Regions from separate parts of the Homo sapiens genome. Here region 2 is linked to region 1. A link is an interaction called in ENCODE POLR2A ChIA-PET data of the cell type or tissue named here. Cell type or tissue: HepG2. All regions are shown on one strand. Links, peaks and the distances in the headings refer to the core of each region. The heading gives the core; the rest is flanking DNA.

Region 1 (4,384 bases), core at 104-4,103:
AAGTTGCTGTTGAAGCCCCAGATATCCCAGAGTCTACCCTTGGGTTAACCAAGCCTGGTTAATTTTTTGTGTTTTGTTGTTGTTGTTGTTGTTGTTGTTGTTGTTGTTGTTTTGAGACAGGGCCTCACTCTCACTCCCAGGCTGGAATGCAGTGGCATGATCACAGCTCACTGCAGCCTCGAACTTCTGGGCTCAAGCAGGAGCCCTCCAACCTCAGCCTTTTGAGTAGCTGGGACTACAGGCACATGCCACCATGCTCAGCTAATTTTCTCATTTTTGTAGCAACAGGGTTTGGCTATGTTGCCCAGGCTGGTCTTGAACTCCTGGCCTCAAGCAATCCTCTCGCTTCGGCCTCCCAGAGTGCTGGGATTACAAGTGCAAGCCACCGCATCCAGCCCTGAGCTAATTAGATTTTGTCCTCTCTGCTCCCACCCTGTTCTTTCACCCCCCACCTCTGTCCCAACACTGGCCCCATCTCCCTCTCTCTCCTCCCCGCCTCCATCCCTCCTTACTGGATAAGGGTCGAGGCTTCCAGCATTTGGCATTGAAGCAGTTCTCAAATAGGCCACTGAAAAAGACTTCGTGGGACTCCTCGTTTGTCAGTCGCACCCAGAAGGGAAAGATGGAGACCACCAGTATAATCAGGTAGCCTAGGGAGGTTAAGGCTGGGACTATGGCCCAGGAGAATCCCTTCATGTCCTTGTCCTCTAACGTCAGCATCACCTGTGTAAGAGAAAAGTGATCGTGGAGGTGGGACACCGACCCAAATTCTCCTGCAGCACAGAGGGAAGGAGACAGTGGCTGGGGAAATGTCAGTGCTGTGTGTGGCGCATATGTGAAACTCAGTAAATGATGATTTCTTTGCTTAACTTTACAGCCTATACACCTCTGCAGCAGACCAAAAAAAAAATGCATAAAATGCTTTCTGTCGCTAAATCACTGGGTGATCTTGGGCATGTCAGGTTCCCTCTCTGAGCCCTCTTCCTCTGGTAAACTGAGGAGGTTGAACTGGGCCATTCACAAGGCCTCCTCAGCTTTAAAGTTCTCAACTTTCAGCTGGGTGCGGTGGTTCACACCTGCAATCCCACTACTTTAGGAGGCTGAGACAGGCGGATCGCTTGAGTCCAGAAGTTCAAGACCAGCCTGGGCAACATGGCGAAACCCCGTCTCTACCAAAAATTAGCCAGGCATGGTGTTGCACACCTGTAGTCCCAGCTACTCAGAAGCCTGAGGTGAGAGGATCGCCTAAGCCCAGGAAGGTCAAGGCTGCAGTGAACCATGATCACACCACTGCCCTCCAGCCTGGGTGACAGAGCAAGACCTTGTCTCAAAAAAAAACAAAAAAAAAAATTAAATAATTTAAAAAAAAGAAAAAAACTAAAGTTCTAAGCTTTCAATTCTTTTTTTTTTTTTTTAAGATGGAGTCTCGCTGTTGTCAGCCCAGGCTGGAGTGCAATGGCACCATCTCAGCTCACTGCAACCTCTGCCTCCCAGGTTCCAGCAATACTCCTGCCTCAGCCTCCTGAGTAGCTGAGATTACAGGCGCCCGCCACCACGCCCAGCTAATTTTTGTATTTTTAGTAGAGACAGCGTTTCACCATGTTGGCCAGGCTGGTCTCGAACTCCTGACCTCAGGTGATCCACCCGCCTCAGCCTCCCAAGGTGCTGGGACTGCAGGTGTGAGCCACCATGCCTGGCCCTAAGCTTTCAATTCTATCAACAGCCACCTCTACTGGCCATCAGGACAACTCCAGCCTATTTTGCAGTCAACTGTCTTCCTTTTGGGATTTCAGACTGAGAACCAAGGGGAGATATTCAGACCAGAGCCTTAGGTGCCCTTATTCAGTGACTGGCCTTCTGACCACAGGAACTGTGGGTTTAGGTGGGGAGAGGTCCATGTGCACAGGAGGAGCCCCTGCTGAGAAATGAGCAGGTCATGTACAAACAGGAAGTTTTACAAAGAGTTCTGGTGTTTCATAGAGCCTCCTGCAGCCTGGGCCCTCAGTGAAGGATCCCTATCACGTGGAGTTCCTCCCCCAAACCCATCTTCTCTTTCATCACCATCTGTCACTAAGATGTCTCCTTTTGTGGCCAGTCACTGGTGGCTCATGCCTATAATCCCAGCATTTTGGAAGGCTGTGGTGGGAGGATCGCATGAACTCAGGAGTTTTGAGACCAGCCTAGGCAACACAGTCAGACCAGTCTCCACAAGAAATTGTTAAAAATTAGCCAGGCTGGGGGCATGTGCCTGTCTGTAGTTCCCAGCTACTTGGGAGGATGAGGCAGGAGGAACTCTTGAGCCCAGGAGTTAGAGACTGCAGTGAGCTATGATCATGCCGCCGTACTCCAGCCTGGGCAACAAAGCAAGACCTTGTCTCTGAAAGAATAAAAATTTTCAAAAGATGTCATCTTTTGAATGAGTAGTTACACCGTGGTGGGTAAGTGCTGGCTGGTCTTGTCTCAGCTTCATCACTTCCTAGCTGTGTGATCTTGGGGAAGTTGCTCAGAGTCTCAGGACCTTGCTTTCCCCATCTGGAAAAGGAAGGATATAACACCTGCCTAAGGATAAGGAAGGATATATTATAACACCTGCCCAATGATAAGAATACAACACCTGCCACTGAGAGGACCAAATGAAATAACGCATACCAAAGTGTCCAACACAGTGCTGAGCACTCAGGTGCTTGGTTAAAGTTGGGAGGGCAGGGATGGAGGGCAGACTTCTAAAATTCAGATATCCCTGTGGGAGAAGGGGCTGGAGGCCACACCCAACTTCAGGACAAATTGTTTCAACGAATCTGCTTTCCCCTCTGTCTGTGCTGAGCCTGGCAGCTCTGAGGAATGAGAGTTATCCAGCAATGGGAAGGAAGGAAGCAGGGACGGTGATTGGAGCTGCAGGGAGGGTGGGCCTGGCCAGAGGCCTCCAGGTGGCACTGTGATGACCCTCGCTACCTGGCAGTGCAGAAAGGGGGCATCAGGTGAAAGGAAGATGTGACAAGGGAGGTGCACCCCAAGATGACAGTCTTTCTTTCCAAGTCCTACCCAAAGCCAGACCTGGGGACCCTTGCCTGTGCCAGGCTGGGCTTGGCAGCATCACGGTTTTCAAGCTGTGCCTGGGCAGTAGAGAGCACAAGGCCCTCGAAGTGAGCATGCTTTCCTCCCCTGCTCCCACACCCTGTGCAAACCTTGCCCAGTGCAGACACTGGGGCCTCTACCCAATCCCCATGCAGACCCTCACTGCAGCCAGGGAAGGGGGCGTCTTTGCCCATGCAGACACTTGCTGCAGCCAGGGAAGGGGGCGTCTCTGAGAGCTACCAATGGCTATGGCTGAACAAGCCTAATGGCAGAGGGCAGAGGTGTGGCTCCCTTCCTGTACCCCCCACACCCAAGTACCCTGGTTATAAACAGGTAAACACATGTTCATCTTCGATGCTGTCAGAGTGACTTGAAAATGTTTGTACTTTCTCTTCCTTTCTGACATTCTCTAGTTTCTCTTCTTCCCACTTGAAAAATTGAATTATTCCCTTCTTTCCTTATTATATTTTGTTTTTAGATACAGGGTCTCACTCTGTCACCCAGGCTAAACCTCCTGGGCACAAGTGATCCTCCCACCTCAGCCTCCTGAGTAGCTGGGACTACAGGTGCGTGCCACCACGCCCAGCTAATTTTTTAATTTTTTGTAGAGACAGGGGTCTAACTATGTTGCCCAGGGTGTCTTAAACTCCTGAGCTTAAGTGATCTTCCTGCCTTGGCCTCCCAAAGAGTTGGGATTACAGGCTTGAACCACCACACCCAGCCCTTCCCTCTCTTTAAATGTCCCCTTTCCATCTCCCATCCACTCTCCAGGTCATACAAGTCACCCCAACCTCAGGGCTTCCACTTCCTTCTATCTAAAATGATGAAGTCTGTTGGACCAGAGGGCATTGAGGCATCCTTCTAGTATTAGAACTCAATGGGAAGGAGTCATGGCTGCATCTTGATCCTGTCCTCTGTATAGATGGGAGTACACTGGGCATTCTCATTTGATAGGGGGCACCTCTTCCTGTCTACCCCATCTCCACCTGTATGTGACTAGAAGTGATCTCTGTCTCCTTTATTTTCTACCTTTTTTTCTCTCCTTCACCCAAACCCTAGCCTTGAGCTCATGCTGGTTCTTCCCTCTCCCCAACCCCACTTCCATCTCATCAGCCTTCCTCATCTTCTCAGTTTTCCCTTCATAAAGTTCCCCAACCTTCCAACCTTCCTGTCCCCACGCCTGCCACGTCTCCCTCCACACCTGGAACATCACCGTCATCCCCAGGCTCCTCTGGCCTCTGTACCTGGTGATTTGGTTTGGCTGTGTCCCCACCCAAATCTCACCTTGCATTGTAATAATCCCCATGTG
Region 2 (4,384 bases), core at 131-4,130, 390 kb before region 1:
AGACAGGGGCTTTCAAACAGAACAATACAGTTCATAAGGAACACAGGTTTAATAATTGCTCAGAGGAAAAAAGACCTACCTGGTACCCTCTCCACAAAGACAAATCCAAAGACACAAAAGAAAGGGAGGGCCGGGCATGGTGGCTCATACCTGTAATCCCAGCACTTTGGGAGGCCAAGGCTTGAGCCCAGGAGGTCGAGGCTGCTGTCAGCCGAGACCATCACGCCACTGCACTCCATTCTGGGCAAAACAGCCAGACCCTGTCTCAAAAAAAAAAAAAAGTGATTTACAAAGTATATTTATTTTTTAAAAGATACATTATCATGCTTGCTTTCACTCAGATAAAAATGCTACAAGATATTTTATGGGTATAGTAAGAGACAGTATGATGCCCTATTCAAATTTTGTGAAAATTGAATAGGTTGCTATCATTTCTACATACATCTTTCTTAACACTTTCTGGAATTTACTCCTCTTCCTCTTTCCACATTGCTTACTGTACAGAGAAGGAGGCTCCATAATGGGAAGGGATACTATCACATTTTTAATGATTATTAACAGTAAAAACAATGATAAACCTCCGACGTATTAATACTACCTGCCACACACACTGTGGTGGATGCTTTCTACAAATTAACCTAATCCATTCCTCCCTATTACAAGATATTATTGCTATGCCCCTAGAAACAAGGGATTTGAAAGTCAGAAAGGTTAAATAAATTGGCCAATAAGTGGCAGTCAGTTCTCCTGCTATACTATTTCTAGAAAACAAACCTTTATTTTTTAAGGGGCTTGGCTATTTTGAGCAGAAGTGATCTGTGGTCACACAGATCTTAATCACCACTCCCCGACAGAGAATAAACATTTATCAGGATGGGGCCGGGGAAGGTGGCTCACGCCTGTAATCCCAGCAATTTGGGAGGCCGAAGTGGGAGGATCACTGAGGTCAGGAGTTCGAGACCAGCCTGGCCAACATAGCGAAACCCTGTCTCTATTAAAAATACAAAAATTAGCTGGGCTTGGTGGCAGGCGCCTGTAATTCTAGCTACTGGGGAGGCTGAGGCAGGAGAATCGCTTGAACCCGGGAGACGGAGGTTGCAGTGAGCCGAGATCGTGCCACTGCACTCCAGCCTGGGCAACAGAGCAAGACCCTGTCCCCCATCCCAAAAAACCAAAAACAACCATTTATCTGGATGGTGTCGAAATATTTACCACTTCCCCTGCACTTCTGACTTTTCGAACTTTGTGCTTTTGCCTGAGTTCCATCTGGAATGTTCTTCTTGGATGGTGGAGCATGTCGTCCACCTAACCAATTCCTACCTCTCCTTTGAATACACACCACTTAGTGGAAGTCTTCCCTGATCCCTGCCGACAAGCTTTTCAACTGCATCTCTCTCTTAAGCTAACCCAAGTCAGTACCGGCACCCTTGCTGGAATGTCCCATTTTGGGAAAGGCAGTATTTCTTGTATGAATCTTCATTTGCTCTCTACTGGGGGTAAGTGCACGTTAGAGAATAATGAAAACTTCAAGTCAAGGGATGCAGAGTGCGTTTACCAGTTCAACAACCTGGACTTTCTACCAGGCCATTTTCAAACTGAGCTGCCACGGACAGCAGCATGGACTTTGGTGCTAGCGGGGTCGGCCTGAAATCTGCAGCCTGCATGCTCCAAGGATGCCTGAAAAGAAGGGTCGAACCATGGGCCGCTCCCAGGACCCACCCTTTTAGTCTTCCCAGCTGGCTCAGGAAACAAAGGGGGGCCGGAGAGAGGCGGCGCCCAGGGCGCAACAGCCGGAGACTGGCGCTGCGTGCCTGGGGACAGAGGCCTCGTGCTAGGAGCCCCAAGCAACTACACACCTAGCCGCTGGCAAGAACAAACAGCAGTGACAGCAACAAACAGAACCGACAGCCGCAGACCGCCGTCGCTGCGGCCCACAAAGGCCGGAAGTGTGGCGGGTGCCGGCGGCCGAGGCGCCCTCTCTAGGACTTCGGAGGGCCCGCATCTCGGTGGTTCCCTATACTGGAAGACCCCCGATTCCCAGGGCGTGTACCCTACGACGGGGGCCTCAAAATGAGTCAAAAGGGAGAAAAGCCTGGGCGCAGTGACTCGTACCTGTAATCCCAGTCCTTTGGGAGGCCGAGGTGGGAGGATCGCTTGAGGCCAGGAGTTCGAGACTGGCCTGGGCAACAGAGAGAGACCTGGTCTCTACCAAGAATTAATAAAATGAGCCGGGTGTGGTGGGGCACACCTGTAGCCCCAGCTATTCGGGAGGCTTAAGTGGAAGGATCACTTGAGCCCTGGAGTCAGAGGCTGCAGTGAGCTTTGCTTGCACCATTGCACTCCAGCCTGGGAAACACAGTGAGACCCCATCTCAAAAAGGAAAAAAAAGGAAAGAAGAGAGGGAAGGAGAGAGGGAGGAAGGACAGAGGGAGGGAGGAGGGAGAGAGGGAAGGAAGGAAGAGAGGAAGGAAGAAAGGAAGGAAGGAAAGAAGGAAGGAAGGAAGGAAGAAGGAATCGAATTCAGCGGCTCACCTGTGGAAGAGGAAATCCATTTACAATGCATCCAGGCCTGAGTTTCAGCTGAGGGGTTGGAGCATGGCTGATTATCATCCTGGCTTCCCCCAGAGACCAAGGAAACTGAGGCCTGGAGCAAGTTCTTGCTTGCTCAGGGTCTCACAGTGATCCGGGTCAGAAGCCAGGACTTGTGGGACCACGATTTGTGCCCTTTGCACTGCCTGGACTGCCTCTCATCATAAATGAATACGGATAAAATTCGTTATGCTTTCAAAGTGGTAGGAAACACATGACAGATCAAAGCAGACAAAATAGTGTGCAAGACTTTTGAGAAGACGCCTCACACTCGTCGGGATGGCTACAGTTTAAATATCCCTTATCTGAAATGCTTGGGACCGGAAATGTTTCAGATTTCAGAATTTTTTTTTGACTTTGGAATATTTGCTTTACTGGTTGAGCAGCCCTAATCCCAAAATCCTAAGTCTGAAATGCTCTAATGAGCATTTTCTCTAAGTGCCATGATGGCCCTCAAGTTCTGGTTTTGTAACTTTTGGAGCTCAGATATTTGGATTAGGGATACTCTCCCTGTACTAAAAACAAACAAACAAACAAACACAAAAAACCACCACCACCACCAACAAAACAAAACAAAATAGCAGGTGTTTGGTGAGGATGTGGACAAATTGGAATCTTTGTGCATTGCTGGTGGGAACATAACATGGTGCAGCCCCCGTGAGAAATAGTACAGCGCTTCTTCAATAAAATTAAAAATAGAATTGGCTGGTGTGGTGGCTCCCGCCTGTAATCCCAGCACTTTGGGAGGTGAAGGCAGGCGGATCATTTGAGATCAGGAGTTCCAGACCAGCCTGACCAACATGGCAAAACCCTGTCTCTACTAAAAATACAAAAAAAAATCAGCTGGGCGTGGTGGCTCACGCCTGTAATCCCAGCTACTCGGGAGGCTGAGGCAGGACAGTTGCTTGAACCTGTGAGGGGGAGGTTGCAGTGAGCAAAGATGGTGCCACTGCACTCCAGCCTGGGCGACAGAGCTAGATTCTGTCAAAATGAAATGAAATGAAATGAAATAAAATAAAATAAAATAATCTCTGAAGGCTAAAGAGAGAAATTGGGTCAGCTGAAGAGTTTACAGATTTGCAGAGAATAGAGGCAAGGAAGCTTTGTGAACTACTTTTAGGTTGTGAAACTTGGTCTTGATTCAGCCCCCACATGGTCTTCATATACAAAGCTTCTTTGCAGAGGAAGCTCTTTGGAGAAAGATAACTGGTGAGATAGAAAGCACAGCCAAGAGATAACAAGGGAGACTTCTCTGGAGAATTTTGTGGATGAAGAGGAAAAACAAATCCATAAGGTCATGGGGATAATGAGTTATTTGAAATCAGAAAGAGTGATTAACATGGAGGCGGGGCGCAGTGGCTCATGCCTGTAATCCCAGCGCTTTGGGAGGCTGAGGCAGGCGGATTGCCTGAGGTCAGAAGTTCGAGACCAGTCTGGCCAACATGGTGAAACCCCATCTCTACTAAAAATACAAAAAAATTAGCCGGGCGTGGTGGTGTGCACCTGTAATCTCAGCTACTCGGGAGGCTGAGACAGGGGAATTGCTTGAACCAGGGAGGTGGAGGTTGCAGTGAGCCGAGATTTCGCCACTACACTCCAGCCTGGGCAACAGGGCGAGACTCCATCTCAAAAAAAAAAAAAAAAAAAAAAAAAAAGCAAACCAAACCAAAGCACACAAACAAATAAACAAACAAAAAACATAAGGCAATTCTCTACAGGTGTTTTACTGCTAGAAGATCATGCTCCTCATTTCCTAAAGACTCACAGAGAACAGAAGACTGGTTGCATGAGAAGT

What was found. ChIA-PET counts read pairs that join two places held together with the same protein. Peaks named below come from ENCODE experiments on the same cell type or tissue, not always from the same donor. Only the 100,000 strongest peaks of a DNase experiment are listed, where the experiment ranks them.
Region 2: POLR2A ChIA-PET joins it to region 1 with 6 read pairs; 2 of 35 experiments call an interaction of 5 or more read pairs at or near these places.

The regions. Positions count from the first base shown.
Region 1 is chr7:99,600,725-99,605,108 of GRCh38, reverse strand. It overlaps TMEM225B (transmembrane protein 225B), which reads right to left. Exons shown (of 6, transcript NM_001195541.3): 3 at 513-723. The coding sequence starts at 720. Among named protein-coding and RNA genes, the nearest start is that of TMEM225B, 4.6 kb to the right of the region's middle. In HepG2, for the core only: CTCF peaks have their summits at 1,730 (motif pointing left) and 2,945 (motif pointing right); no DNase peak of the experiment used is centred there.
Region 2 is chr7:99,995,259-99,999,642 of GRCh38, reverse strand. LOC105375423 (a long non-coding RNA gene) reads right to left here and starts at 2,568. Exons shown (of 3, transcript NR_159960.1): 1 at 2,533-2,568; 2 at 151-260. RefSeq lists enhancers at 1,991-2,110, 2,121-2,210. In HepG2, for the core only: a CTCF peak has its summit at 1,934; DNase peaks (open chromatin) are centred at 1,285 and 1,862; H3K4me3 peaks cover 1,122 bases.